Regions from separate parts of the Homo sapiens genome. Here regions 2, 3, 4 and 5 are each linked to region 1. A link is a loop called in an ENCODE intact Hi-C map of the cell type or tissue named here. Cell type or tissue: OCI-LY7. All regions are shown on one strand. Links, peaks and the distances in the headings refer to the core of each region. The heading gives the core; the rest is flanking DNA.

Region 1 (6,370 bases), core at 1,371-6,370:
ATCACAGGTGTGAACTACAGACACAACTACCTGAAGTTGATATTACTCCTTTGTCCTGAGGACTTCATCCCTAGAGAAGGATCCTTACCTTGCTTTATCCAAGAACTTTAGAGGGGTAATAAAATCTTCAATAGGAATTAGCTCTTGAGTAGCCTTTTCCAGTTTTCGGATCTTCCTTTTCAAGCGCTCCTTTGCTTCTTGGTCTTTTTTAGGATCTACCTTCTTCTTTTTTCGAAGAGGTTCTGATCTAATAGATAAAGCAAATATTAAACATTTTCCTCTTTGGTCTCATGAACCTACTGAGAGACAAGATGGTAAGTACCCCATACTGACCTCTCCACTGGGGGAAGGAGCTGTGCATGACTAACTCATGAGCTCAGCGTGGTGAGGAGGTACTCCACCCCACAGTACTTGTGAGAACTGTGTAGGTGCCATCAATTACAAGAAATAGTACAAAAGCAGCCGGGTGCAGTGGCTCAGGCCTGTAATCCCAGCACTTTGGGAGGCAAAGGCGGGCAGATTGCCCAAGGTCAGGAGTTCGAGACCAGCCTGGTCAACATGGCGAAACCCTGTCTCTACTAAAAATACAAAAATTAGCTGGGTGTGGTGGTGCGCACCTGTAATCCCAGCTTCTCGGGAAGCTGAGGCAGGAGAATCACTTGAGCCTGGGAGGCGGAGGTTGCAGTAGGACAAGATCGCGCCACTGCACTCCAGCTTGGGTAACAGAGCGAGACTCTGTCTCAAAAAAAAAAAAAAAAAAAAAAAAGTACAAAAGCAACAAGAGGCATCAGGGTATAAAATCGGGAAGTGTTCCTCTTTATTGCTGGGATTCAGGTGTGCCTTGGGATTACACTCAAAAGTGAAAATACCAAACTGTTAGATTAGAAGCTTATTACTATTAAAATTGATTTGTGGACTGGGTGCGGTGGCTCAGGCCTGTAATCCCAGCACTTTGGGTGCTGAGGTGGGTGGATCACCTGAGATCAGGAGTTCGAGACCAGCCTGACCAACATCCAACATGGTGAAACCCCGTCTCTACTAAAAACACAAAAATTAGCCGGGCGTGGTAGTGGGCGCCTGTAATCCCAGCTACTTGGGAGGCTGAGGCAGGAGAATTAGTTTAACCCAGGAGGCGAAGGTTGCAGTGATCCGAGGTCACACCACTGCACTCCAGCCTGGGTGACACAGTGAGACTCCATCTCAAAAAAAAAAGAAAAATCAAATCCTTTACTATCAAGATTGACTGAATCAAGTATCTACAAAGAGTCGAGAGTGCCAGATGGAAATACCTTTAATACTTGCATCTTCCCCACACTCTCCAGGGCCTCCGAATGGGCAGGGAAGAGGAAGGGTCATGGAGAAACAGAAACTTAAGCTGTGTCCTTTAAAACACACAAGAATCCCTTCAAGGAGAATACTTACTTCTTGAGAAACTGCTCAAATTTTAAAAATTACAAACAACAATCTATGGTTTGGAAAATGTTGGAAAAACAGAAAAGCATCGGCCTAAATTTAACTGAGAAACTTTGTAGGCTGTTAATTTTGCAAACCACACATCCAGCATTCTTGCTTTGTTCTCTACACATAGACTGACACCTTTACCCCCAGAGGTCAGGCCCTCGATTGAGTTTTACCTCATGGGAATGAGTTCCCAGAAAGACAACAATGACGCTCGCTGGTGAGTCTCTCTAAGCTGCGTCTGCCAAGTTCCCAGAAGCCTGAAAGATACAAGAGTATGTATAAATATCTGCTTCTCCAGGCTAGGCGCGGTTGCTCACGTCTGTAATCCCAGCACTTTGGGAGGCCGAGGCGGGTGGATCGCGAGGTCAGGAGTTCAAGACCAGCCTGGCCAACATGGTGAAACCCCGTCTCTACTAAAAATACAAAAATTAGCCGGGCGTGGTGTTGGGCGCCTGTAATCCGAGCTACTCGGGAGGCCGGGGCAGAACTGCTTGAACCCGGGAGGCAGAGGTTGCAGTGAGCCGAAATCGCGCCACTGCACTCCAGCCTGGGCGACAGAGCGAGACTCTGTCTCAAATAAATAAATAAATATCTGATTCTCTCCCACTTCACAGGAAAATAAAAAATTGCAATGCTCCCAAACCCGGGGCACTTCTAACTACTTGATATGACAGCAAGGTCAACGTGGAAGGTTTTTCAAAATCTTTCGTTCAGACCACAGAGGACTTAAGCAGGACCGCTGCTCGCCAGGGTGCTCAGATTTTCATGCATAAGAGTCACGACCAGATGGCTCATCCCTGAGATATTCGTGGACTGGGAGGCGAGCAGGGAGCACAGGCGAGTCCTGGCGGACAGTCGCGAAGACCCCGCACGCGCCCTGGGCACTCCGCTATCCGGCCAGCGTCCGCACTCACCCGCTAGTCGGGCGCAGGGCTAGCGAGATACTTCGCAGCACGGAGGCCGTCATGGCTACCCTCGCCGCTTCCGGGCGTGCGCCCCTCCACAGTCCGGCCCGCGGTGCCCCCTGCTGAGGTCCGGCAGACCAGGCGCCCAGCGCTCAGGCGTTCCGGCTGCGTGGGCTGGGACGCGCCTGTCCCCGCCCCCGACGCAGCCCCGCCTAGGGTGTCAGCTGCGCACACACGAGGGCCTTGCGTTTCACGCGGCTCGGGGTCCTCCCTTCCGTCCCCGCCCTGTGCTGGGAGCGCGCCTCTGCAGCGGGCACAGTCTAGCCAGTCAGGCCCTAGCCGGTTGGTCGGTCTGCGCCCTCGCGCGGGCCTCGGCTCCGCAGTGCAGCCGGAGCGGCCGAGGGGGCGTCCCTCTGCTCCTCCGAGTCCAAATGTTCATGTCTAGGCAAACGGCCCCGATCTTCTAATAAACGCGTCCGCCCCAGCCTCCCCCACCAGGGTTGGCTCGTCCCCCGCATTCGTTCGAGTCCGAAGCCCGGATCGCATTCCGGCGCCGGCGCGGAGCCCGGCGCTCGCAAGATGCCCAATAGCGCGTGTTGATGAATGACGGAAGCTAGTTAATAAGTCGGACTCAGACTGGCGAGGCAGAGCTGGTGACGGGCGGTCCACGCCACCTGGGCCCCGCCTGCCTCTGCGGGCGGCCCGGGTTGCAACTGCAGGCCCCGCTCGCTGTCCGCCGTCCAGGCGAACCGCCCTTTCTGGGGCGCCCGCGCCCGGGCCCGACCCGAAGCCCCTGCCAGCGGAGGAGCCGGGGCGGCCCAGTCCGCGTGGGGAGCGGTTTCCCGCCGGGGCGATTTGGCAGGTGCGCGCCGTGACTTCCGGCGTTGCCCGGGAGCCGCCTGAGGAGGAGCGGCGCAGGGGATGCGGCTGTGGTGGCGGCGGCGGCGGCCGAGCGCGGGTGGCGGCTGTGGCGGCGGAGGGGGGCGCGGGCCGGCGATGGCGCGGCGGCCCTGAGGGCGCGGGGCGGGCGGCGGCCGGAGGGCGGGTGGCGCGGGAGGAAGCGGCGGCGGTGGCTCCATGGCCCGGGCGCGCTGAGGGACCCGGCGCTCGCCTCAGCCCGGCGGCGGCGGCGGCCGAACAATGAAGCTCCTGAAGCCGACCTGGGTCAACCACAATGGTGAGTGCGCGCAGGGGTCGCGGGAGGCCGAGCCCGGAGTCGGGTCGGGGTCTGGAGTCGAGTCGGGGCGCGCGCAAGTCCTGCCTGTCTCGCCCCTGACGCCCGGTACCCGGTGCCCAAGCCAAGAAGCCGGCGGGAGCGGACTTTGTCCTCAGCGCGGAGAGGCTGGTGAGCCCCAGCACGTGCTCCGGGTTGACCGCAGCGAGGGCCATCTTCGCCCCTGGCTCTTGCTCTGAGTCTTCCGCTGCCCACCTGTGGTCCTTGGAGGGGCCGCGGCCTGGCTCCCAGGAGCGGGCCTTGGTGCCAGCCAGTGCCTTCCACTGGTCTGCATCGCCCGAGAAGTGCTCAGACGGTCCTGAAGGTGAAACCGGGATGAAATCCCCCTTGTGGCCTTTCAGTGGCAGGATGAAGATCCGAAATCTGCAAGAGGGACTGTTACTGCCCCTCTGGATCTGGGGACAGTGCCCCCAGTTGGGGAATTGTGGTCCCTAAATAGGAGGGTTTGGGGGCCCCGGGCCCCCGCGAAGGATCCACGATTAATGCTGAGCTGGGACATCAGGGTGAACTAGGGTTGGGCAGATAGGGCACAGGTGTGTTCTAGCAGAGGGGCTTCTTAGCTCTGTGGCAGTGGCTCCAAAGCACACCCTTGGGGAACGGACTCATCCACCCCATATCTTGACTCTGATACAGAGAGGCTAGTGGTAATCAGTTTCGTCATAGTTCTGCCTTGTTGGCAGAACTGCTGCAGGAGTTGGTGTTTGCTCCCCGGGTAGATGAAAAAAGCGCGCCTCCCCCTCCCCCACCCCACTCTGCTGACAGCACTGTAGCACAGAAATCAACCCAGGGAGACTCCTCCAGCCCAGGGCCTGATTCTGGCCTGTCTGACTGTTGACAGGCAAAGGGTCACCCTGATGCTGTCTTGTTCCTCATTTCTACTTTGCAGTGCGACTACAGGGTGCTACCGTTTTCTTTAGGAGCGAGAATAGATATTTTAACATGTGGCTTTTTCGTTTTGAATTTGGTCCCAGGATGCTCTCTACTACCACAACTAAACTGAACTGATCATGTGTGTGTTCTCCTCCTGCCACCTCTCTCTCCTTCCATCTTGTGTGACATCTTTCCCATTTTTCAGGGACTAGGTTCACGTGTTTCTTTTGAAACTGTTCATCCTGAGTTACCCCGGTAGATGTGCTGTATCACTGTCTGTGTGTTTTGCCTGGCATGGAAGGTGTGAGGGTACTTTCCATATGCCCCCAGGGTAGGGACTGCCTCAGTCCCTTCTGTATGCCCTACTGCATTGAACAACCTCTTCCACATGATGGGTATGTGATAAATATTGGCTAAAACAGGTAAGAAAGCTGAGGTTTTCATAATTTATCAAGATGAAGTTAGGTTTACTGTGCATGAAAGCCGAAGCCTTGAGTTTTAGTTTCATTTCTCCTGTTGATCTCCAAGAGCATTTCCTGATGTGTACTGTGCAGATCTTTCCCTGGAGAACTGGACAAATATTGTAATTATGAATTATGATGCTTGTGATTAGGAAAGGAAAAATGTTATTATGAACTAGTTTACTGTGTGAAGGTCTGATAGAATTTTTATTTTAAAATGCTTTACCTAAATCAGTTTTTGTGAATAGCCTACCCTTCTCCAGCCTCTCTTCTACTGTCATATAACTTGTTCCTTTTTGATAAGCTCCTTTGTAGGCCAAAAGTTTTATGCTATGTAAACATAAGTAAGTCAAGATGCTTAAGTGACGAACTAGGTACAAATGAATAAGAGACTACACTCAGATCAGCAGCCAAGTGCATCAGCCTGGCAGAGCAAGCACAACAGTGGCCCTTATTGCTGAGGGCCTCTCTACAGCCCTAGAATGGAGCATGATAATATCTACTCTAACCACTTCATAGTATGCTTGTGATACTCAGTTGGGAGCGTAGATATAAAAATGCTCCCCAAACTGTTAAGTGCTTTAGAAATCTGAGATAATAAGTAATAATAAAAAGAGGCTGGGCACGGTGGCACATGCCTGTAATCCCAGCACTTTGGGAGGCTGAGGCAGGTGGATCACGAGGTCAAGAGATCGAGACCATCCTGGCCAACATGGTGAAACCCCGTCTCTACTAAAAATACAAAAATTAGCTGGGCGTGGTGGTACGCACCTGTAGTCCCAACTACTCGGGAGGCTGAGACAGGAGAATCGCTTGAGCCCGGGAGGTAGAGGTTGCAGTGAGCCGAGATCGCGCCACTGCACTCCAGCCTGATGACAGTGAGACTCCATCTCAAAAAAAAAAAAAAAAAAAAAAAAAGATATGGCAACTCTGGCAGGATGGGATTTAACTTCTTTTAAACTTGTTCTTTGTTAAATTTCCTTTCTTTTAAAATCTCATGGAATGTTCAGAAGGACTGTCAAGAGGTAAATTACCACTGCCCTGGAGGAGATGATGCTGGTCTGAATCACTACCGAGCAGGCCTTTAAATACTGTAGGAGTATTGGTGGCTGCTGGGAGCAGGGGCTGCTCAGCCGGAAGCCTGAGGGGTGGGTAGTGGCCAGTAAAATTGTGCTTGCTTTTGTAAAGCCATCATTGCACTTTCTGGCTTCCTTGTTCTATATTCATGTCTCCAATTTTGTGAAGCACAAACATAACTTTTTTTTTTAATAGAAATGGGATCTTGCAGTGTTGCCCAGGCTAGACTCAAATACCTGGGCTCAAGGGATCTTCCTGCCTCAGCATCCTGAGTAGCTGGGACTACAGGCGTGAGCCACTGCACCCAGCATGAACATACTTTTTCTGTTTTTCGAGAGTCTAAAGGGGGAAGTAGCAGACAG
Region 2 (6,370 bases), core at 793-5,792, 320 kb after region 1:
AAGAGGTCCCTGCTAGATGCTGTTTTTAGCCTCATTTAAAGATGGGGAAGCTGAAATCCAGAGCACTCATGAAGCTAAGGCTGAGATGAGATTTCATCGTAGGAGTCTGGCCTTCCCCCCATCATGCACCCGTGACTGGGGTCTGTGCACTCCAACTGTGTGTCTCCAGCCCAGCCACAGGAGTACCTCATATTATGCTCTGAACAGCTTCCTTAACCCCAGGTGGAGCCACAGACTGCCTCTGTCCCCTGTTAGGTCCCAGGGTCCTCTAGGTGAGGGTGCAGAATCTTTTTCCATGTGGATACTCCAGTCTGAGGGACAGAACCACTCACCCTCTGCCAAATCCCTTCTGTGTTTGGCCATGTGACCACTGATGATGTGTGTTATGATCACTGGGGGTGTGATGAGGAAGAACGGTTGGAGACTACTGCTGAGGTAACTGACAGCGAGATGGTGGGGGGATTTGGGGACCACTGATTGTGATACTGTCTCATTGGCCCTTTCTCCATCTGTGTAGAGAAGGCAGCATCGACTGCTGATTCTAAAACTGTTTTTCTTTCTAGCTTTAATTGTGAAACAAAATTATATCATGAGCCACAGCTCTATCCAGGTTGAACCCACCATACATAGCTGAGAAAAAATTGCCTTCTGAATGCTGGTGCACCCTGGTCCCTTCCTGCTGGTTGTTGGTCCTGTACAGGGCCTGTGCTCAGCTAGGCCCCTTGGTAAGGTAGAGGACTAGAAGGTCGTCTTCCTTCTATTGTTGGTACAGCTAGCTGGGAGAGGCAAGTGACTTGTCTAAGGTCACACAGCTGGTGAGCAGCAGAGCGTGGGTTCAGACCCAGGTGGAGCTGGCTGCTAGCTCAGGGTTCTTTCTCTTTTGCTTTCAGTAGGCAGCTGTGCTGAGCTGATCACATCTCAGGGAGCTGAGAAGTGAACACAGCACCTTGGCTCTGGAGTCCAGAGTTGTTTTTTTTTTTTTTTTTTTTTTTTGTTTGCGATGGAGTTTCTGTCTGTCACCCAGGCTGGAGTGCAGTTGCGGGATCTCAGCTCACTGTAACCTCCACCTCCTGGGTTCAAGTAATTCTCCTGTGTCAGCCTCCAGAGTAACTTTGATTACGGCGCACGCCACCATGCTGGGATAATTTTGTATTTTTAGTAGAGACGGGGTTTCACCATGTTGGCCATGTAGGCTGGTCTCAAACTCCTGGGCTCAAGTGATCCACCTGCTTTGGCCTCCCAAAGTTACGGGATTGCAGGTGTGAGCCACCTCTCCCCGGCTGGAGTCCAGAGTTTTCTTTCATGTGAAGTAGCACAGGGGTTTGGTGCATAGGGAGAGAGTGCATATTTTCATCACAAGGAAAAGTGACCGAGGTTCAGAAGTAGCTGGAGAGGTGAGCTTGCACCTAGCCTTGCCAAATCCTCCTGAGTTTGGAGTGCTTTCCTCTGTAGCCAGTACTGTGACACTTTGTAGAGTTTGTCCACTGGTAGATTTGGCTTTTGGGTTAACAGGTTCATTTTTTTTAGTTGGAAAGTGATGTAATATACTTTCTACCTTCACTAGCTAATGAATTTTCCTTTTTTTTCTTGACAAAAAGAAAACTTTTATTTGGAAATAATTTCAAACTCCCGGAAAAGTTGCAAGAGTAAAGTGAGTGCAGAGAACACCTGCATATCCTTTGCTGAGGCTTCCCTACTGTTGGCATTTTACCTTATTTGCCTTATCCCTCATCTTCCATGTGTATGTGCATATCTGTGTACTCACACACATTGCTTTTTTCTGAACCATTTGAGAATAAGTTGTATGCGCCATGGCCGTTTATCCTTGTACATGTTAACCATTGCAGAGAGTAGAGGCTGCTCCCACTTAACCCCACCCCATCGTTCTCACTAACACCTGCTATGTGCCAAGCCCTGTGTCACGTGGGAAGGTCTCATGGGTGCAGGAAGCCCTGTAGTTAAAGCCCAGGTTGGCCCAGGTGGAGGCAAGCTGGCATCACTGCATGTCAGGGTTATTGTTTTAGTTGGCGGTTCTGGGTTTAGGAATGAAGACTGCTGTTGTGGAAGATTTGTGCTGTGTTAGGCTGCGCCTTCGCTGCTCCACTTCCCAAGCTAGCTTGTGGGCACTTTCCCCACCCCTTCCTTCCCACTTCCCAGAGTACTGAGTGATTATATCCTCTTAGCAGCGGTGGCCGGTGATTTGTTTGTGCAGGTGTCCTTCTAGCAGTGACGGCAGGTAATCTTGTTACGCACAGATCCTCTTAGCAGTAATGGGAGGTGAGTGATCTGTGTGTGTCCTCTTAGCAGTAAGGGCAGGTGATCTAGCTGTGCACGTGTCCTCTTAGCCATGGTGGGAGGTGATCTGGTTGTGCAGGTGTCCTCTTAGCAGTGATGGGAGGTGATGGGAGGTGATCTCATTATGCATGTTTCCTCTTAGCAGTAGTGGCAGGTGATCCGGTTGTGTGCATGTCCTCTCAGCAGTGATGACAGGTGATCTAGTAGTGCATGCATCCTCTCAACACTGATGGCAGGTGATCTAGTTATTGACTCTCTCCTGCTGGACCTGAGCCTTTGACAGGCAGGGAGTTCCTCTGCCTCTCTTGGTTGTTGGCATAAGGACGACCCGATTGGCATTTAGTAGTTTCTTGACTCTAAGTGGAATGCATCAGTGACAACATTTAAGGACCCCGTAGATAGCTCTTGACTGATTAGATGTCTTTTCCTTGGTATGCTATTAGATTTTCTCTTATGTGCTGTTATGTTTGGGTGCTGAGGTTTTGATGACCGTCCTCTTTCCTTTCTTTCACTGCCAGTCTGCAGAGTGGGCTCGGTAATCCCGAGAGACCAGTTTTGGGCCAACAGTTCATTGAGCAGAGTGATGCATGGGCTTGGGTATGGTTATTATGTGATAGCTGTGTAACACCTGTATTTGTGTTTCTGACATGATTTACCAGTTGTCCTGGGAAGTTTAGTCAAAGCCAGTCCATCTCATCCTGCCATTCCAAGCTGTGTGTCCTGTCAGTGTGGACATGGCGGGCTTGGCAGGGCAAGTCTAGGTTGGAGGGTGAATAGCCTGTGGACCCAGATGCCCTGGACCTTCTGGGCATCCTCCTGGGAGATGGGGAAGCTCAGGTCTGGTTTTGCCTCAAATGAGCTGTCTGTAAAAGTAGCAGCTGGGATTAGATCAAGCCTTCTCATCCTGGCCCATGGCAGGCAGTTGGGTATGGTGGCTTAAGAGCATGGGCTCTAGAGCCACACTGCCTAGGCTCAATCTGTTCTACTGCTCACTCTTCAGTTTCCTCATTTGGAACATGGACATCGTAACAGAGCTTTATAGAGATGTTGTGAGGATTAAAATGGGTAAGTATAAAATTCTAAAAAGTGTCTGACATAAAGCAAACTCTTCATCAGGCAAAATGTTAGTGTTAATCACAGATAGAGTTCAGGAACCCTGAACTGAAATGTGAAATGTGAGGTGGTTTGTGCACAGGGCTTATTGGTCGGGAGAGAGCTCCCTCAGGAGGTGGCAGAGTACAGTGGCTCTGAGGAGTGTCTGCCACACAGAGAGTGCTCTTTGCTGTTATGATGGGATCAGAGGGACTGCGTATGACTTGCTGAGAGCCCCCGAAACAGCCATGGTGCTTTGGACAGGGCTGGGATTGTTCATACACGTTTTGCTCTTTGTCACATTCATGCTCTGTCACCTGGGCCTGGTCAGGCACAGACTGGGCACTCAGAAATCAGTTATTGAACAAATGCACAAATGCCTATTTATATTTTGACATAAAGAGCAACAGCTACTTTAGCCAGCAGGCCTTGCAGCTGCCTCTGGTGGGGGTGGCGAGGAGGATGAGAGCCTTGTGGCAGTCCTGCAAAAATGCCTTGGGAGGATGGGATCCGGGGGTAGGGGACATGGCTGTGGAGCCAGCTGGCCTGGGCCCCACCCTGGTAGGAGCTTGCTTCTGTGATGGGAGCTGAGCTGAGAGGTGAGAGCAAGTGTGGCTTCTCATTAATGTGGATCCTCACTGAAGCTCACCAGCTGCCCAGCCTGGGGTGGAGGGTTGAGGGGCTCCCAGAGGGAGGGACCCCAGCAAGCCGGTGCTGAGGGAGCTGCCTCTCTGATGGACTTGCTGGCACCTGGCTTTGAGAACTGGACTGCCCTGTGTGAGGATGTGGCTGGACCTTCCCTGGGTTGTTTGCACAGTGCAGGGCTTGTTTCTGGTCAAGAGCTGGCTGGGTGCATGGGCTGCATGGGCTGCACATGCTTGCCTCTTGGCCTTCTCCTCCTCCTCTGCCTGCGGTAGCTGTTGCTTCAGTCACTCTGAGCTGGTCATTGTTCTTAGTGCCCTTGTCCCCTACAGGTCCCTCCCTGTAGGCTGACTTCTGGCTGACCTCTGGCAAAATGGCAGACAGCTATCAGTTTGGTTAGCTTGTCTTCCTTGGTTAGTCTGTCATCCTTCAGCTGTTGGCTGCTACTGTTGGACAGGACAGTACTGAGGACAGTATTCTGGTGGGTATGGTGGACTAAGGGTCCCCCAGGTAGACCCTGCCCTCTTCCTTGCCTGGGAAGTCTCATTTTCTGGGAAACCTTCCTTAGGAGTTCATAGTTGTGGAGAGGATTGTTTGTGGCTGGCCAGGGCACTGGATGAGGGGCAGGAGTCACAGCAGAGGGACCCAGAAGGTCAACACAGGGATGATCAGCAGGAGACTGACCACAGGACCGGGCCAGATGCTCCATTGAAACTAGGTCTGCTGATGCAGAGGTCTCTCCGGTGCCACTGGCTGCTTCTTAGGGCCTCCAGGTAGATTAGTTTACCTACAGAACTCTGTCTATGGTCTTAGAATAAGAGGACCTGGAAGAGTTAGAGGCTTGTTGGGGGCCATGGCAGGCCTTTGCTGCAGTTCTTGGAGGTTTCTTGGCCACTCCTGACAGTGGGAGCAGCTCTTCGGATTTCCCCATCTACCCTATTTGCGAAGGATGCCTGCTAGACCAGCATGGTAAGCCATGGGGCATGGAGAGAGCCCAAGGGTGTAGAAGATCTTGTCTGGACAATCTAGAAAAAATAAAGTTGATATTTCTTCACATTTGCTAACATTCATACATAGAATATTTTACATAAATGGAATTATATTTTTTATTTAATTTTTGTATTTAACTTATTTTGAGATCTTTGTAGATCAGTGCATATATAACTTCATTCTTTTTTTTTTTTTTCCTTTGGTAACAAAAGATGGAGAGGAAAGGTGGGAATGGGTCGGGGCAAGATTGTCTTAACTCGTTCTTTTTTTTTTTTTTTTTTTTTTTCCTCAAATGGAATCTTGCTTTTGTTGCCCAGGCTGGAGTGCAGTGGTGCAATCTCAGCTCACTGCAACCTCCACTTCCTGGGTTCAAGTGATTATGCTGCCTCAACCTCCCAAGTAGCTGGGATGACAGGCGTCTGCCACCATGCCCGGCTAATTTTTGTATTTTTAGTAGAGATGGGATTTTGCCATGTTGGCTGGGCTGGTCTCAAACTCCCAACCTCAGGTGATCCGTCTGCCTTGGCCTCCCAAAGTGCTGAGATTACAGGCATGAGCCACTGTGCCTGGCCTAACTCATTCTTTTTTAGAAATCTTTTTACTTTGGAAATATTTCAAACCTACATAACAGTAGGTTGACTTGGCAAGTGGAAACCCCTTCACCTGGCCTTTTCAGGATGGGAGCGTGTCGCCTTCTGACATGTTTCCATCAACTTGAAATTCCTTTTTACCAGGCACATCTTGTACCTTACCTGCCCCACACTGGAATGGGGCATTTTCCCACAGAGCGCTGGTTCCTTTTGGTGGGAGATGGTATTTAGAAAGCAGGATTTTGGTGGTAGATGTGTTTATTGCTAGCTACTAGAGTATGCTGCGACTCCATCTTTTCAGTCTAGCCCAAGAGGTGTGTGCATACGTGCATGTGTCTGTGCCTGTGTAAGTTCATACTGTTATTTTTTTTTTTTTATTTTTATTTTTTTGAGACGGAGTCTCGCTCTGTTGCCAGGCTGGAGTGCAGTGGGGTGATCTCGGCTCACTGCAACCTCCGCCTCCCGGGTTCAAGCGATTCTTCTGCCTCAGCCTCCCAAGTAGCTGGAACTACAGGCATGCGCCACCACACCTGGCTAATTTTTGTATTTTTAGTAAAGATGGGGTTTCACCATGTTGGCCAGGATGGTCTCGATCTCTTGACCTCATGATCTGCCTACCTCCACCTCCCAAAGTGCTGGTATTACAGCCGTGAGCCACTGTGCCTGGCCCATACTGTTTCTTTAGTTCTAATCCAGCGTTCCAGGTTCTTGCTTGCTTTCTCTGTTGCATGTTTGTTTCTCTCTTTTTCTACAGTGAGAAC
Region 3 (6,370 bases), core at 564-5,563, 130 kb after region 1:
AGTCTCACTCTGTCACTAGGCTGGAGTGCAGTGGCGCAATCTTGGCTCACTGCAATCTCTGCATCCCGGGTTCAAGTGATTCTCCTGCCTTAGCCTCCCAAGTAGCTGGGACTACAGGTGTATGCCACCACACCTGGCTAATTTTTTTTTTTTTTGTATTTTTAGTAGAGATGGGGTTTTGCCACATTGGCCAGGCTGGTCTCAAACTCCTGACCTCAGACTAACTGCCTGCCTCAGCCTCCCAAAGTGCTGGGATTACAGGTGTGAGCCACCGTGCCCAGCCTGATCAGTCCTCTTTTTATATAATCTGAAATCATAGGTTTTACCCCTCCTAAGGTTATCGTGGGATAGTATCTGATATTTGGAAGGGGTTTTGATGAATATTATGAGATGTTATTGAAGTAGCTGAAACAATAGTTTCTGTATCAGTGAAGGACTTTGACCACAATCAATCAAGTACTACCTTTAGTAGGTTTTCTAATTCTTCATTGCTTAATAATTCAGTGTCCTCAATGGTGAGATGGATAGTAACTGGATTAAATTTTTAAAAATTTTTTGCTTGTGTCTGTTAATTCTGTTGTGTCATCCATACCATCTAATTCTAAATATATTTCCCACTTCTGGGAGAAAGAAATATAGGCATTATATAGTTTTAAGAAGTCTCTTCCTATCAGATGGATGGGGGCTGATGGAACCAAAAGGAAAACATGATTCCCTTGTAAGATACCTAGTTGAGAAGTTGCAGGGTGAGACTTGTGTGCTGATATGGAAGTATTTGTGACACCTACCATTTAGACCGAGTGTTTACCCTCAGAAATGTTTACCCCGACTTTGTGATAAGGTTAGATTTATTACAGATAATGTTGCTCAGTATCAACAAGGACTTGGTATTGTTCTTTACTTAAAATAATTTCTATTGAGGCCGGGCATGGTGGCTCACACCTGTAATCACAGCACTTTGAGAGGCTAAGGCAAACCGATCATGAGGCCATGAGTTTGAGATCAGCCTGACCAACATGGTGAAAACCCACCTCTACGAAAAATACAAAAATTAGCTGGACATGGTGGCACATGCTTGTAATCCCAGCTACTCAGGAGGCTGAGTCAGTAGAATTGCTTGAACCCAGGAAGTGGAGGTTGCAGTAGCCCGAGATTACACCACTGCACTCCCTGGGAGACAGAGCGAAGACTCCTCTCAAATAAATAAATAAATAAATAAATTCTATTTTTCCCAGAATATTAGTAAGCAGAAAAGGAAAGCTCCCTTTAAATTTCTTGGAGCACCTCTATTCCGTATTTTCCTCCTTCATCTGTTGTCATTCCTTCTGTTTTAGTTTTCAGTAATCTTTTTTGGAAAGTGGCCAGTTTTATTGTAGTTATTACAGATTGAAGGATTAGACCTGTTCAAAGGTTTATTGGGGTATTTTGACTGTCTACACTTGGTGGATACTTGTTTTAGTTGCAAATTCATAACTTTACTCACTTTATTCTTTGGTATGGCCTCTTTATCTTTTTCTTCTTTAAAGTACACAACGACCCGTCAGCAAGATTAATCAAATCATGGGTTTGAGAAGTGGCCCAACTAAGGCACTGTCTCTTTACTATTAGAGTGAATTCTTTATCTAGAACATTCATAAAGTTGGAGTTGAGGAAAGTATCTTTTCTTTTTCTTTTTTTGAGATAGAGTCTCCCTCTGTCGCCTAGGGTGGAGGCAATGGCGCAACTTGGCTCACTGCAACCTCCACCTCCTGGGTTCAAGTGATTCTTCTGCCTCAGCCTCCCAAGTAGCTGGGATTACAGGTGCATGCCACCACGCCTGGCTAATTTTTGTATTTTTAGTAGAGACGAGGTTTTACCATATTGGTCAGGCTGGTCTCGAACTCCTGACCTCAGGTGATCCACCCACCTCGGCCTCCCAAAGTGCTGGCATTACAGGTGTGAGCCACGGCACCCAGCCCAGGAAAGTATCATTTTTATGATTAGCATCACTCACCTCACATAAGCCTGAATATTGTCTAAAAGTCTTTTTACATCTTTCAAAGTATAACATAACTGACTCTGGATTTTGTATATATGGTTATATTTTATGCCAGTTGACTACCTTTTGTTTGTTTGGTTTTTTTTTTTGAGATGGAGTCTTGCTCTGTCGCCCAGGCTGGAGTGCAGTGGTGCGATCTCGGCTCACTGCAAGCTCCTCCTCCGATGTTCACGCCATTCTCCTGCCTCAGCCTCCCGAGTAGCTGGGACTACAGGCGCCTGCCACCACGTCCAGCTAATTTTTTTTTTTTTTTTTTTGTATTTTTTTAGTAGAGATGGGGGTTTCACCGTGTTAGCCAGGATGGTCTTGATCTCCTGACCTTGTGATCCGCCTGCCTCGGCCTCCCAAAGTGCTGGGATTACAGGCGTGAGCCACCGTGCCCAGCCTTTAGGCAATCTTTTATTTTCCTCCTGCAGTGAAGTAACTTTATCAGAACCTCTTCTGGATGCTTCTAAATACCTCTAAAAATAAATCTCCCAATTATTCTATTTTATCCTAGAACCCGATTTTTCTTTTTCTTTTTTATTTTCTTTTTTTTGAGACGGAGTTTCGCTGTTGTTGCCCAGGCTGGAGTGCAATGACGCCTAATCTCAGCTCACCGCAAGCTCCGCCTCCTGGGTTCAAGCGATTCTCCTGCCTCAGCCTCCTGAGTAGCTGGGAATAAAGGCATGTGCCACCGCACCCGGCTAATTTTTTTTTATTTTTAGTAGAGATGGGGTTTCTGCATGTTGGTTATGCTGGTCCCGAACTCCTGACCTCAGGTGATCCGCCCGCCTCGGCCTCCCAAAGTGCTGGGATTACAGGCGTGAGCCACGGTGCCCGGCCAGAACCGGATTTTTCTAATTGAGCACACAAATAATTTAGTTTAGGCATTTCAAAGTACCCTACTTTGGCCATTGCAATTTTGGTTCTTCGTGAGTTCTTCAAGAGACAATTTTTCTAAATAATGACAAGAAGTAAAACCGTAAGTACTGTACAGGTATCCAGCTGGAGTCTCTAAAGATGGACCTCTCCACAAGGAGGACTCTATTTTAGATAGCTGATCGCCTATAATTTGTATTCTCCTCTTAAGTGAAAGGGAAAGATGTTTTGGATCAAATGTATTATTTATGGGAATAGCTCCCCCGTGTGTTACCCTTGGATCAGTTCTTTCCTCTTATGTGTCTCAGTGAAACCCAGAAATTCTGGGAGCTTAAGGCACTGGGACATCAGTACCTTATATATATTTACTGAATTTAAGCAAATTTCCCTGTATGTTCTTCTTTGGGGATCCCCTGTGTGACCATTTCTCATCACAAGTGATAATCTCTGGCACTCCTACAAGACCTCAGTCACCTAAGGTGCCTTTTGGTCAGGATGAACAGTGTACGTTGCCTTCAGGACTTATCACATTCTCATAAAGATTTTTTTTTAATTAATTATTTTTTTTTTATTTTTATTTATTTTATTTTTTTGCAGAGACAGGGTCTCACTATGTTGCCCATGCTGGTCTCGAACTCCTGGTCTCAAGTGATCCTCCAGCGTCGGCCTCCCAAAGTGCTAAGATTACAGGAGTGAGCCACTGTGCCCAGCCAATAAAGGTCTTTTATAAATTTTTGGTCACTCAAAAAAAGAATTTAAATGTGCCAAATTGAACTGAGCTTCAAAACCTGGCTAGTTTAAGGTCACAATTTTGCTTAAGCCACAGAAATTCATATCTTATTAAAGGGAAACTGCTTTTCCTTTAACCAGATTTTGCATGAGAGAAAAGGTTGCAAACTTTAGCAAGTAAGGCAAACAAAACCTTAACCTTAAAAAAGAATGAAACCGTAAACCTGCAAACAACAGAATCTCTCGAGAGATAAGAAATGAAACTCCTACCTTAAAGATTTAAAGTAGAACTTTAATTCCAGCCCCATTGAGTATGGAATCAGGTCATTTGAACAATATACGAATCTCATCTAAGCCAGGGAGATTCAAAATGCAAGAGGGGTCTCACTTAGGGCTCCCATAAACTCCAGCAACAGTCTGTACTGGTACCACCTATCTGTTAGCAAAACAGCAGGAGTCAGTGGCAGAAGCTAACTTCAGGTCCCATCTGGGTCACTAGTATGTCAACCTGAAATAATTTAAAGCATCAGAATCCAGTTTAAGAGTTTATGCAAGCACAAAGTTGAGGATGAATATCCGGAAATACAGACCCCAAAGGAATGGGGTCAGTGATCCCAAGCTGAAAGGTTATGGTCTTACTTATATAGGCAGCAAACAAAGAAATTTAACAGAATTACATTTTTCATACAAGGGTAGTTTATGAGTTACTGCAACTTTATTAGTTATAGCTTGTTTTCTTTCCCAATTTAAAGGAGTATAAGAGAATATTTAACATTTTATTTTAGACAATGTGATAGTTGTGAGGTCATTGTGTAAGAGAAGAAAGAAGGAAGCTAATCTATAATGAAGATCAACAGTTAAGAGAGAAAGGGTCTTCTCTGGCATCCTTTAGTCTTTTACAACATTTTATAAAACAATGTAGGTAAAGAAAAAGCTAATCCATAATTAGAGGAACAAAGGTTACAGCTGCCTAGGTTACAGCTGCCTGTTGTATGACTTGGGCCTCATAACCACATTTCTTTAAGGTTCAAAATAATTTAAAGTTCCAACCACTTTGATTTTGAATTTCTTATTTTCACATAACAAACAACCTCAACATCTCTGTAGTTTATAATCTCATTTACTTATTTTTTCTCACTCACAGGTCAGTGGTTCAGTTGGAGTTTGGCCAATCTTAGCTAATCTTGCATCCAAGATGCAGACTGGGCTGAGATCTACTTTATACATGCCATCCTGAGCTCCAAGCTCAAAAGGCAATGGCTAGGGGGGACAAATTGTACTCACGGACACAACAGAAGTGCAAGAGTGCAATCCAAACAATGTGGGACAGTTAAATTTCTGCTCATATCACACTTCTAACATCCAATGAGCTGAAGCAAGGCACAGGGTGAAACCTGGAACCAAGGGGTGAAGAAGCACCCTCAATCCACTACAAAGCCATGGCAAGAGTGCAGAGGAATAGAACTCTTACAAGGCCTTAAGACTTGGGACCAATTATTCAATCAACTACAAATCTAACCTTTTTTATACCCCTTTCTCAGATGATGCCTGGATTACCCCAGTTCTGACTTACTATAGATTTTATATATTTAAATTCTGACTTTTTTTTTTTTTTTGAGACAGAGTTTCACTCTGTTGCCCAGACTAAAGTGCAGTGGCACGATCTTGGCTCACTGCAAGCTCTGCCTCTGGGGTTCACGCCATTCTCCTGCCTCAGCCTCCCGAGTAGCTGGGACTACAGGCGCCTGCCACCACGCCCGGCTAATTTTTTGTATTTTTAGTAGAGACGGGGTTTCACCATGTTAGCCAGGATGGTCTCGATCTCCTGACCTCGTGATCCACCGGCCTCGGCCTCCCAAAGTGCTGGGATTACAGGCCTGAGCCACCGCGCCCGGCCTAAATTCTGACATATTTTTAATCCCAGAAGGCTTTATTATTTTTGTGTCATGCAGTTAACTTTCATTTAGATTTACCAATATATACTTTTTGTTGAATTTTATCCATTCTATATCTCTGAGCTTCCACTTGAGAACATTTTATTTTGACCTGATAAAAACCCATTAGTATTTCCTTTAGTTTAGATCTTTTGGTAACAAATTTTCTCAGATCTTGTTTGTCTGCCAATGTCATTATTTTCTTTATTTTCCCTTCCATTCCCTTCTTCTCTTCTTCCTTTCCTTTCCCTTCTTCCCTCCCTCCCTTCCTTTCTCCCTTCCTTTCCCTTCCCTTTTCTTTTTTGAGACAGAGTCTCACTCTGTGTTGCCCAGGCTGGAGTGAAGTAGTGCCATCTCAGCTCACTGCAACCTCCGCCTCCCGGGTTCAAGCAATTCTCCTGCCTCAGCCTCCTGAGTAGCTGGGGCTACAGGCATGCGCCACCATGCCCAGGTAATTTTTGTATTTTTAGTAGAGACGGGGTTTTAGCACAGATGGGGTTTCGCCATGTTGGCCAGGCTGGTCTCGAACTCCTGACCTCAAGTGATCTGCCCACCTTGGCCTCCCAGAGTGCTGGGATTATAGGCGTTAGTCACCACGCCCAGCCTAATGTTGACATGGAAGTGCTGGGTAGAGAAGGATGTGGTCCCTTTAAATGCTATGGAAAAGGGGAAGGGAAGCGCTGGGTAGAGGAGGGCGTGGCCCCTGGCTAGGGCTCCACCCCCCACGGACCTAGGTGAGGACAGGCATTTTCTGCCCAAATGTTGTATTTCTCAAGACCACCCTGGCCTGCCGTGCCCCCATCCTGTG
Region 4 (5,000 bases), core at 1-5,000, 69 kb after region 1:
ACAATAACACAAGGTATGCCTGTGTACTTATTCAGAATTGTTCTGTCTTCTTGAAGAATTGACTCCTTCATCTTTATCACTGTGTAATGTCCCTCTTTATCCTTGATAACTTTACTGTCTCTGATGCCTGCTTTGCTTACGTAACTACACCACCTTTTTTTGATTAGTGTTATCATGGCATGTCTTTCTCCAGTCCTCGCTTTTTTTTTTTAATAGACTTTATTTGTTAGAGCAGTTTAGGTTCACAGCTAAATTGAACAGGAAATACAAAGAGTTCCCACATGCCCGCCTCCCCAACATACCCATAGCATCCCCCACTTTCAGCATCCCCCACCAGAGTGGGGCACACCGTCACCCAAAGTTTACATTTGGGTCTACTCTTGATGTTGTACGTTTTACGGGTTTAACCAATGTATAATGACATATATTCATCATTATATATCTTACAGAATAGTTTTTTGGGTTTTTTCGAGACAGAGTCTCGCTCTATTGCCCAGGCTGGAGTGCGGTGGCACAGTCGCATCTCGGCTCACTGCAACCTCCGCCTCCCAGGTTCAAGCAATTCTCCTACCTCAGCCTCCCAGGTAGCTGGGATTACATGTGTATGCCACCACACGTGGCTAATTTTTGTATTTTTAGTAGAGATGGGGTCTCACCATGTTGGCCAGGCCAGTCTCAAACTCCTGACCTCAAGTGATCTGCCCACCTTGGCCTCCCAAAGTGTAGGAATTACAGGAAAGAGCCACCACACCCAGCCAGAATAGTTTCAATGCCTTAAAAATTCTGTGCTTCATATAGTTACCTTCCTTTCCCCAACCCCTGGAAACCACTGATCTTTTTATTGTCTCCATGGTTTTGCCTGTTCCAGGTTGTCATATAGTTAGAATCACCCCTTTTCTTGTATTTATTTATTTACTTATTTTTTGTTCTTAGAGATGGGGTCTCATTATTTTGCCCAGGCTGCTCTCAAGCCTCTGGGCTCGAGCAGTCCTCCTGCCTCAGCCTACCAAGTAGCTGGGACTACAGGCATGAGCCACTGTGTCCACCTACTATTAATCTGTCTTTGTCTTTTGTAGTTAAAATTAAATTTTTAAAAACATAAACCCATTTCTTTTTTTTGTTTTTTTTGTTTTTTTTTTTGAGACGGAATCTCACTTTGTCACCAGGCTGGAGTGCAGTGGCACGATCTTGACTCCCTGCAACCTCTGCCTCCTGGGTTCAAGCAATTGCCCTGCCTCAGCCTGCCGAGTAGCTGGGACTACAGGCACACGCCACCACACCCGGCTAATTTTTTGTATTTTAGTAGAGACAGGGTTTCACCGTGTTGGCCAGGACGGTCTCAATCTCCTGACCTCAGGTGATTCACCCACCTCAGCCTCCCAAAGTGCTGGGATTACAGGCGTGAGCCACCGTGCCCGGCCTTATTCTTTTTTTTTAATCTTCACTTCTTTTTATCTTCTTTTTCTGCCTTCTCTGGTTTTAGCTGAGTATTTTATATGATTCAGTTTTCTCAGCCAGGCATGGTGGCTCACGACCATAATCCCAACACTTTGGGAGGCTGAGGCGGGTAGGTCACCTGAGGTCAGGAGTTCAAGACTGGCCTGGCCAACATGATGAAACCCTGTCTCTACTAATAATACAAAAATTAACCAGGCGTGGTGGCACACACCTGTAATCCCAGCTACTTGGGAGACTGAGGCAGGAGAATCACTTGACCCCAGTAGGTGGATGTTGCAGTGAGCCAAGATCACACCATTGCATTCCAGGCTGGGCGAGAAGAGTGAAAATCCATCTCCAAAAAAAAAATGATAATAAAATAAAAATAAATTTTCTCTCCTCTCAGCATTATTAATTATGCTTTAAAAAATTTTTTTTAGTGATTGCTCTAGAGTTTACAATAAACATTTATAACCTAACTCTACTTTCAAATAATATTATACCACTTCATGGGTAGTAGAAAGAGTTCCCCACTCTTTCCTTCCATGCCCTATGACATTGGTACCACTTATTTCACTCATTCATAAACTATAGTAATTCAAGACATGGTGGCTGTTATTTGTTTGAACAGAAAGTTGTCTCTCAGATCAGTTGGGAATATGAAATACAAAAGATTCTATTTTATGTTCATTGTTTTTTTTCTCTAACATCACTCTTCCTTTCTTCATGCAGATGTGAGTTTCTGGCCTGCATCATTTATCTTCTCTCTGAAAGACTTTTAACATTTCTTGCAAGGCAGGTCTTCTGGCAACAGATTCCGGTGTCTCTTTGTTTATTTTTGTCTGACAAAGTCATTATTTCTCCTTTACTTTTGAGGCATAATTTCACTGGACACAGAATTCTAGGTTGGCAAGAGGTTTGTTTAAGCACTTTAAATATTTCACTTCACTCTTTCTTGCATGAATGGTTTCTGAAGGGAAGTGTGATGTAATGTTTTTGTGCAGGTTAAAAGAGCAGAACCTTGTGAAAGAGCTGAGGCCCCGAGACCTCCTGGAGAGCAGCAGTGACAGCGATGAGAAAGTCCCTTTGGCTAAGGCTTCCTCACTGTCCAAGCGAAAACTTGAGCTTGAGGTAGAGACAGTAGAGAAGAAGAAGAAAGGGCGGCCTCGGAAGGACTCTCGTCTCATGCCTGTGTCTCTGTCTGTCCAGGTGAGGCCAGTGGGCCCATCCTGCCTTCTTTAGCCCACCTTTCTGTACTTAGAGCTTGAAGGCCCTGTGTGCATGGTAAGCCTCAGCTGGGTGGGTCACCTTGGGAACCAGCTGGCTTAGACATGCAGCCCCTGGAATGTAGCATGGAGGCCACGCTCTCCCTCAGATGTGCCCTTGACTCACCCAGGGCCCTTGAGCAGGTTCCCTGGCATCAACTGGCTTGTCCATGAGGTTAGGATCCTTGTAGCATTCCCCTCTGCTTCCTCCCTCCCAGGGTGGAAATGCTCTGGTCGCAGGCTCAGCCTCACTTCTGGGTGACCTGCCTTTACCAAATGCTACCCCGTAGTGTTAGAGCAAGGCTCAGGAACGTTTCTGGCTCTTCCAGTCTCCAGCTGCCCTAACCGCAGAGAAGGAGGCCATGTGTCTGTCTGCACCAGCACTTGCACTGAAGCTGCCAATTCCAAGCCCCCAGAGAGCATTCACCCTCCAGGTAAGTTCTAGGACCCTGCCAGTTCTCCCTCAGGCACACCCAGACATTCTCTGTCCCCTACTGCATACAAATCCTATCTTGTCACTTCCTTGGAGATTGGTTTCCAGTGGCTCTCCATCACCTTCTGGGAGAAGTCATAGCAGATCGGGGTACCCACCAACTCTTAGCGAAATTGCCAGCCTCCACTCTCACTCACCCATAGCCTCTGTCTGGCTTTGCCCTTGGGATTCCAGCTGCTGGGGCTGCCATTACCACCACATGTTCTGGTGCTCTTCAGGACTCCTCTCAGGTGTCCTGGCTGGAAGCCACCTCCACCTCCACACACAGCCCTGGGCAGCCTCAGGCTTGGTGTCTGTGGGAATGTGTGGTCATAATCTATCTCCCAACCATCCTGCTAGCTTTGTCTTCTCAGTGTCTGGCACAGTCAATCATCAGAGTTGTTTGAGCTCTTGGAATGGAAGCTTGTAAGCATGTGGTTATCCAAAACACAATTCTGGAGTAAATAATCCTTTATACCCAGAGCCCTCCTGGTCACTTGGCCCAGCATAGTATCTAGGCCTCTCCTGCCATGGTGCCGTCACACACACTGCTGCCTCTCTGCATACCCTTGTACCTCAGCTCAGGTGCGTGTCCTCGAGCAGCCTTCTTGGACCCTGCTTGCGGGTCACTTCCCACTGGCTACACACTGCTCTGAGCCCAGGTTGGTCCTCACAGGGCACCAGAGAGCAGGCGTCAGCCCTTCCTACCATAGGTCCTTCTGGGCCACAGTGCAGAGGAATGAAGCAGGGAAGCCAAAGGGTAGGAACCCATAGGGTTTGTTCTTATTGCTGGTGTGAACGGAGGCAGGGGCCCTCCAGTGGTCAGCAGCGTTCAGACGTGCTCTTGCACTCAGAGGTGTTCTGACTTAGGTTCCCTCCTGGGTGCCCTGCTTCTCAGCACAGAACTCTCCCAAACTCCTCCAGCCCTTCCCCTAGGCATCTTGCCCTCCAAGCACTGCTTGGGACTGTCATTTCTGGGTCTGTGAAGGGGGCAGTCAGCCCTCGGCCCAGCTCACCCACTTGAGTGGCCACACAAGCACAGACTGTTTGGTGGTTCTGCCTATTTTACCACAGGGAAAATCTGTTGGTCAGCTCCCCACACACGCGTGTGGCTGAGCCCATTTGGTGCCAGACACTGAATTAGGTGCTTTTCATACATGCTGTGCCATAAACACCCCTGCCAGTTTAGTCTCAGTTGAGCAGACCAAGTCTCACCACCACAGGAACTGGAGAGCCCCTTTGGGGGTTTTCTAAACATTCCCTCCAAGCACTGACATGGTCTCTAATCTTGCCAAACACTGCCATCTTTGAAGATTCTTCAAGTAGGAGGCTAGAAACCCAAGTCTCACTCCCAGCTCGGTCCTTTGCAGTGTGCTTTTGGGCACGTTACTCCCTTGTGAGATGAAGTGGCAGGGTTGGGAGACTTTGGGGTCTTTAACCCTGGCACTGCTTCTCTTCTCTGGCTGTTCAACTACACAAATGACAGGGTAGAAACCAGCTCCCAGCATTCTCCCTGCCTTGGGGGCCACATGTCTGGCCCTCTGGGCCTCCCGCTCAGCCCCTTTGCCCTACCTGCCCTCCCTCTCCTCTCTTGGCCAGCCAGTCTGCCTCTGTATCCTGCTGCTGCCTTGGGGCCCCAGGCTACAGAGCCTTGGAGCATGTCACCTGGGCTGCGGCCCTTGTCTGAGCAGACCCGTGTGTTTACTTCATCCAGGTCAGCTCCGATCCTTCCATGTACATTGAGGTGGAGAATGAAGTGACAGTGGTGGGGGGCGTGAAGCTGAGCCGCCTGAAGTGCAACCGGGAAGGGAAGGAGTGGGAGACGG
Region 5 (6,370 bases), core at 787-5,786, 190 kb before region 1:
ACACACACACACACACACACACACACACACACACACGGGTCAGATGGGGAGGAGCATGGGATGGGGCTGTCAGCAGGAAGGGTGTGCAGGGGGCAAAGGCGTGTTGTAGGGTCTGGGCTCCTCATCACTGGAGGGGCCTGGGCAGCCTTGGACGCCACCACTTCTGCTTCTGGGAGGTTACAGAGGGATTCCAATGCTGAGCCCCCAGAAGTGACTCAACCAGGCATCCGTTTCTCCAGTCATCATCCTCTGCTTTGGAATTAAACTCTCCCAGGCCTTAGTAAGCAAGAAGACAGCCCTGCAGGTGAACTTGAGGGTGAAGGGCAGGGAGGGTGGAGGGGTTGGTCCTGCCCCCTCCAGGTCCTTGAAGGCTCCAGCTGGAAGCTGCTGGGGCAGGGCCGACTCTCCTGGGAATGGGACCCCACCCCACCAGGTCCAGCCCTTCACTCCTTTTCCTTGCCTAAACTTTTTAACGCCTCTGCCTGGACTTCTCTCGGCCCGAAGATTCCCATCCAGTTCACTGCTATTGTGCGCTGAAAAGCATTTCAGTTCCCTATATGACGCTTTGCTACCCCAACCCTGACTTAGCAGCGCCGTAAGCCACTTCGTAATGTCACTTCTGCCTCTGGTTTCCCTGTTTCTGTTATGGGACCCAGCTGCCTCATAAATGCTTCGCCTGTGATCAGACACAGTTGGGGCTGCCAAGGGCTCTCACCCCAGCAGGGCCTCACCAAACCCTGCAGAGAGGACCCCAGGCATCCAAGAAGAGGCTGGGAAATGCCGAGTGCCACCACCCTGCCGACACCCCACGCTGGCTTCAGGGCTGCTCGGTGTGATTGGTGACACGGAAGGGTGGTCATGCAGCCACACACATCCCCATGGGAATCCGCGGCAGAGGAGGGCAGGCGGGGCACGGGTACATGAAACAGCAGCCTTGACCTTGACTGAGATCGTGGTGATTAAAAGGGCAATTGAAACAATGGGGGGAAAGCCAGAACCAGGGGTGCGAGAATAATCTATCAGGACTCTTACCAGAGCCTTCCTGAAGGGAAAAAGAAATCCAGTAAAAACAAACTCTCCTTCATGGTGGCAACAATGAAACAATCTCGCTTCTCTTGCTCTCAATTTTATTGGCCTCCAAAGTTTCTGTGTTTCTAAAGATTAGCCTTCCCTTGGGAAGTTAGTGGGGGGAAAATAAGCAAATATTAGTTTCCCTCTCGAGAAGTCATTCTTTCGAGCCAGTTTCCCCAGGAGCTCTACAGGGCACAGCTTGTGAAACCTCATTCCAGGCCTTCTCAACTCAAGTGGGGGGAAAGGATTAACAAATATCTTTGAATTCCAGCAAGACAAAACAGGAATGGCCTCAAGCCGGGCTTCCTCCTGCAGCCTCTCCAAGGCTCCTTCTGCCTGGCCCAGAGTCACGGAGGAAGAGCGCCCGTCTTCACGGGCTGCCCTGGCGCTGCATCAGATCCGCCAGGTGGGCCGGGGACAAATCCTGATTTTCACTTCTGATTAGTAATTGTGTGCGAGAGATGTTCCCAGCTAAAATAATATACAATAACTTCCCTAGAGAAAATATACACAGTCAATTTTTGGAATCACTTAACACAACCCTTCACCAAGTGAATGTACAATTGGAACAACATAACACGTTTCCCATGTGGAAGAGAAGGGCTGGTACACGTTGACGTCATCGTGGGAGAGACAAATGTGCCGGTTTTATTAACCCCAGGCCACACGTAGGTGAGCAGTGGGCCATTGTTATGCAACCATTCAGTATTATTTTTCCATAAATCAAGGTAACGCCTAATGAAGTCCGAGTCTTTAAATCAAGCAGCCTTTTCCTATTTGGAACATAAAGTTGGGCTGTTGCCAGGAGCTCCGGGAAGCAGAGGGCCACAAGTAGCGTTTCAATAAGGAACGTAAGTGCCCATTCACCGGCACCGGATGCAGGCTGGTGGGTCAAGCCCACTCGCCAATATTGTCAAGTCAGTCTTAGGGGAGCTTCGCATTAGCACTGACAGTGATGGACTGCAGCTGGGGCTCAAGAGCAGCCCATGCGCTTCTGCTGGGAGAGGGACGTGGGGAACAGGCAGCTGTTTTGGCCTCCCGGGGCTGCCATCACAAAGTGCCACTGGCTGGTGGCCTCACCGCAGACCTTTATTGTCTTATATTCTGCGGGCCGGAAGTCTGGGATCAAGGCGTGGGCAGGGTTATGTCTTCCGGGGACCTTCTCCCGGGCTTGTCGATGGCCGTCTTCTCGCCATGCCCTCAGAGGGTCATCCCTCTGGGCATACCTGTGTCCTAATCTCCTCTCCTTTTTCTTTCTTTATTTAGTTTTAGAGACAGGATCTTGCTGTGTTGCCCAGATTGGAGTGCAGTGGCACAATCATGGCTCACCGAAGCCCCACATTCCTAGTGCTCAAGCGATCCTCTTGCCTCAGCCTCCCAGGCTCCCAAGTAGCTGGGACTACGGGTGCACCTCACCATGCCTGGCTAATTTTTAAAATTTTTTGTAGAGATGGGGGTCTCACCATGTTGCTCAGGCTGGTCTCGAACATCTGGGCTTGAGCAATCCTCCTGCTTTGGCCTCCCAAACTGTTGGGAGCCACCTTGCTAGGCCCTAGTCTCCTTTTCTTATAGGACACCAGTCATACAAGAGTAGGGCCCACCCTCATGACCTCATTTTGAATGAATTACCTGTTTAAAGACCCTCTCTCAGCCAGGTGCAGTGGCTCAGGCCTGTAATCCCAACACTTTGGGAGGCCGAGGCAGGTAGATCACTTGAGGTCAGGAGTTCAAGACCAGCCTGGTGAAATCCCGTCTCTACTAAAAATACAAAAAATTAGCCAGGCGTGGTGGTGCGCACCTGTAGTCCCAGCTACTTAGGAGGCTGAGGCACAAGAATCTCTTGAACCCAGGTGGCAGAGGTTGCAGTGAGCTAAGATTGCACCACTGCACTCCAGCCTGGTCAACAGAGCAAGACTCCGTCTCAAAAAAGAAAGAAAGAAAAAGATCTATCCAAATACAGCCATATGGGGTTGGGACTGGGTGGTTAGGAGTTCAACATAGGAACTTGGGAGGGAGGCCATAAATCAGCCTATAACAGGGGAAGCACAGAAAAATCTTGGCATCATTTTGCTGTTGTAAAAGAAAATGGAAAGGAAGGAAGGAATAGATATTGGGTGATTCCCGGCTGTTTTCCCGCCATGACTCAGCTGGTGCAGCATCTCCATCAGGCCAGCCCAGGCACTCCAGCATGGCCTGACCCTTGGACGGACAGGTGTGAGGGTGTGAGGGATGGAGGTCTGCATCCAAGACACCCCCAGAGACCCCTGAGGTGAGTGTGTGTGCAAATGAGCTGGCCAAGGGGCTGGATTTGCATTCTTGATGTTTTCTGCAGAGACAGAGCAGGTGGAGGAAGTGGGAGGCAGCTGGTGGGGAAAAGCCAACAAGCTTAGCTTCATTTTCAGTTCTCTGCAGCGGGGCAGCTGCTTATCTGCTGGAGGCTCAGATCCTCCATCTCTAAGGTAATGATACCCTCATCTCACATGTCCTCGAGAGGATTAACTAACTACAGCATCGTCTGCCAGGAAAGCCCAACACAGAGCCTGCCTGGTCCACAGCGCCTGGGAGCTGTCATTGTCTGCCCTCTTCCCAGCATCCCAGACTCATGCTTTCATCCAGGGCTCTGGGTACAGGGAGAGGAGGTATGGGTGGCTGGAGTCAGAGACCTAGGCACAGCTTCCTGGTCACAGTGGATTTGCACTGGAAACAAGAATGTTCTGTACTCACTGCCTTTGCAGAGTTCACATCTCAACTATGAATGACAGTGACTGAAAAGGGGCTTGATCCAGCCCCGACATCTTCTGGGTGCACATTCCCCAACTTTCTTCCCACCACGGGGAGGAAGGAGTGGGAACCAAAGGCAAATAAGTATTAGAACAATGGCAATTCAATGTCTTTGAAGACTCGAAGTAGTTGGGTGACGGAGTCACAGCATACACAATTGTGCTGGGGCCCTGTGATGTCCTGGAGTGTGCTATGATTCACATCACCCTCTTCACGATCTAGAGATGGGCCACAGGGACATTACCACGCACCTCGCAGCCCAGAGGTCACTTTCAGGTACCACCAGGTGCCATCTGGAATGGGGATAAACATTTGGGGCCATCAGTTGGTTCAGGAGGCTGTGAGGTCACATGGAACAGACAGCATCGGAAACCCCCAACCTGGATTCTGGGAGGCAGTGTGGCTGACAGCTCTGCAGGGACATGCCGCTTGACCATGAGTGGCTTTTTCATACTTTCTATATTTCAATGTTAGAGAGAAGAAAAAGCACTATTTAGCTGGGAACAATGGCTCACACCTGTCATCCCAGCACTTTGGGAGGCTGAGGCAGGAGGATCAGCTGAGCCTAGGAGGTCAAAGCTGCAGTGAGCTAGGATTGAAACTCTGCACCCCAGCCTGAGTGACTGAAAGTGAGACCCTGTCTATTAAGAAAAGAAAAGAAAAAAAGGCTGGGCATGGTGGCTCATGCCTGTAATCCCAGCACTTTGGGAGGCTGAGGTGGGTGGATCACCTGAGGTCAGGAGTTCAAGACCATCCTGCCCAACATGGTGAAACCCCATCTCTACTAAAAATACAAAAATTAGCTGGGCGTGGTGGTGCATGCCTGTAATCCCAGCTACTCAGGAGGCTGAGGCAGGAGAATCGCTTGAACCCAGGAGGCGGAGGATGCAGTGAGCCAGGATCGTGCCACTGCACTCCAGCCTGGGTGACAGAGCGAGACTCCATCTCAAAAAGAAAAATAAAAAAGAAAGAGAAAGAAAGAAAATATGATTTATCTGCCCTGTCACCAAGAAAAAAAAAGAAAGAGAGAGAGAAAGAAAGAAAGAAAGAAAGAAAGAAGGAAAGAAAATACGATTTATCTGCCCTGCCATCAATTTGTCACTTTGAGAAAGAAAACAAGAAAAGGTTCTTGCCACAACAGACATACAAAGCATAATCTGCCGGTTTGGGAGGAAAGAGCCTTTTCCAGGGACTTTCTAGAAAGGCCTCTCTTGTTACCTGGCCTGTCAAGGTGTGTGGGGGCGGGAAATGCCGCTCTGCACCGACCCTGGCGCGGCCTGGAGCTACTGGCCCGGGACCTGGAATGGAGCAGGATTCCCACGTGCCCTTCGCGGGCTGTGCAAAGGGCGGCCAGGCAACCGCAGGAGACAGTCTCTCTAACGAGTAGAAACTTTTCTTACTTTTAGCAAACCAGCAATGCTTACTCTCTCAAATGGGGTCTTCTCTTTTAGAATCAACATTAGAACCTGACTCTGCCCCCCATGACATAGGCCCCAAAGAAAGACATCCAGGAACCAGCGTTCCTACGCTATGCTCCCTTTCCTTCAGGTGAGGGCATCGGCTTTAGCAATCTCAGGGACAACACTCACTTTTGCATGAAGAACTTTCATAAACTCCACACCTGAGTTTCAGGCTGGAAAGAAATCAAGAAAAGCCAGTGAAATTTGATCACAGAACGCCCCAGCTCAGCAATGCATCACCAGAAGTAATAGAACCTCCTGCAGGGTTCTGACCCCCTCCCTCCCCCTGCCAACACGTTTTTAACAAAAGCCAGACCGCAGGGACTACATCAAACCTTAACACTTCTGCTCATCAGAGGACTCAGTCAACAGAGTAATGGCAACTGACAGAATGAGAAAAAATATTGGCAAATCATACATCTGACGAGGATCAACAGCCACAACATAGAAAGAACTCTTGGCTGGGCACGGTGGCTCACGCCTGTAATCCCAGCACTTTGGAAGGCCGAAGAGGGTGGATCACCTGAGGTCAGGAGTTCGAGAACAGCCTGGCCAACATGGTGAAAACCCATTTCTACCAAAAATACAAAAATTAGCTGAGCGTGGTGGTGCGCGCCTGTAATCCCAGCTACCAGGGAGCCTGAAGCTGGAGAAACGCTTGAACCCGGGAGGCAGAGATTGCAGTGAGTTGAGATCGCGCCACAGTACTCCAGCCTGGATGTGAGAAACAAACTCACTCATCCAAACCCAAAGAATGGACTCAGAGACCCAGAGAACAGCCAAAGTGAGACTTTTAATGACGATCTTGCCTGATAGGCAGGCACAGCCAGCACAGTTTCAATAGGCAATGTATCCCCTAGTGTGCAGGTCCCTCCCCCAGTTCCTCATAAAGTGAGTACTATGGGGCTACAACCTTCCCGGACATCGCCTACTGATTGTTCTGATTGTTAGGTAGGGCCTGTAGGTGTTTTTTTTTTTTTTTTTTTACAGTTATCTTGCTGCATTTTGTTGCAGCCCACAATGCATTGCAATCCTAGTTAGCTCAGGGGTTCTCCAAG

What was found. A loop is a pair of places that touch in the nucleus more often than their neighbours do. Peaks named below come from ENCODE experiments on the same cell type or tissue, not always from the same donor. Only the 100,000 strongest peaks of a DNase experiment are listed, where the experiment ranks them.
Region 2: it touches region 1 in a loop (6-fold over the local background); 17 of 110 quality-filtered maps call a loop at or near these places.
Region 3: it touches region 1 in a loop (4-fold over the local background); 32 of 110 quality-filtered maps call a loop at or near these places.
Region 4: a loop joins it to region 1, with 11 times the contacts of the local background. A loop is called at or near these places in 3 of 110 quality-filtered maps.
Region 5: a loop joins it to region 1, with 6 times the contacts of the local background. A loop is called at or near these places in 3 of 110 quality-filtered maps.

The regions. Positions count from the first base shown.
Region 1 is chr22:19,428,613-19,434,982 of GRCh38, reverse strand. HIRA (histone cell cycle regulator) reads left to right here and starts at 3,250. Exons shown (of 25, transcript NM_003325.4): 1 at 3,250-3,543. The coding sequence starts at 3,507. MRPL40 (mitochondrial ribosomal protein L40) reads right to left here and starts at 2,438. Exons shown (of 4, transcript NM_003776.4): 1 at 2,376-2,438; 2 at 1,635-1,718; 3 at 89-247. The coding sequence starts at 2,428. RefSeq lists silencers at 2,364-2,673, 2,964-3,363 and enhancers at 3,648-4,395, 4,344-4,413, 4,654-4,783. In OCI-LY7, for the core only: a CTCF peak has its summit at 3,970 (motif pointing left); DNase peaks (open chromatin) are centred at 2,562, 3,172, 3,712 and 4,282; H3K4me3 peaks cover 4,040 bases; H3K27ac peaks cover 3,934 bases.
Region 2 is chr22:19,112,998-19,119,367 of GRCh38, reverse strand. All of the region lies in intron 1 of DGCR2 (DiGeorge syndrome critical region gene 2), which reads left to right. Among named protein-coding and RNA genes, the nearest start is that of DGCR2, 6.2 kb to the left of the region's middle. RefSeq lists an enhancer at 4,261-5,155. In OCI-LY7, for the core only: CTCF peaks have their summits at 3,320 and 3,524; DNase peaks (open chromatin) are centred at 827, 1,927 and 3,517; H3K4me3 peaks cover 758 bases; H3K27ac peaks cover 1,035 bases.
Region 3 is chr22:19,296,979-19,303,348 of GRCh38, reverse strand. The region is part of intron 1 of LOC105372859 (a long non-coding RNA gene); the gene reads right to left. Among named protein-coding and RNA genes, the nearest start is that of CLTCL1, 8.4 kb to the right of the region's middle. RefSeq lists enhancers at 5,792-6,291, 6,292-6,370. In OCI-LY7, for the core only: CTCF peaks have their summits at 2,947 and 3,156; a DNase peak (open chromatin) is centred at 3,168.
Region 4 is chr22:19,359,373-19,364,372 of GRCh38, reverse strand. It overlaps HIRA (histone cell cycle regulator), which reads left to right. Exons shown (of 25, transcript NM_003325.4): 16 at 2,442-2,646; 17 at 3,032-3,136; 18 at 4,889-5,000. Among named protein-coding and RNA genes, the nearest start is that of HIRA, 70 kb to the left of the region's middle. In OCI-LY7, for the core only: no CTCF peak of the experiment used is centred there; a DNase peak (open chromatin) is centred at 2,452; H3K27ac peaks cover 1,314 bases.
Region 5 is chr22:19,616,575-19,622,944 of GRCh38, reverse strand. No RefSeq gene overlaps it. Among named protein-coding and RNA genes, the nearest start is that of LINC00895, 53 kb to the right of the region's middle. RefSeq lists enhancers at 1,853-2,614, 4,635-5,213, 5,214-5,793 and a silencer at 2,965-3,259. In OCI-LY7, for the core only: no CTCF peak of the experiment used is centred there; DNase peaks (open chromatin) are centred at 864, 3,054 and 3,444; H3K4me3 peaks cover 1,729 bases; H3K27ac peaks cover 2,057 bases.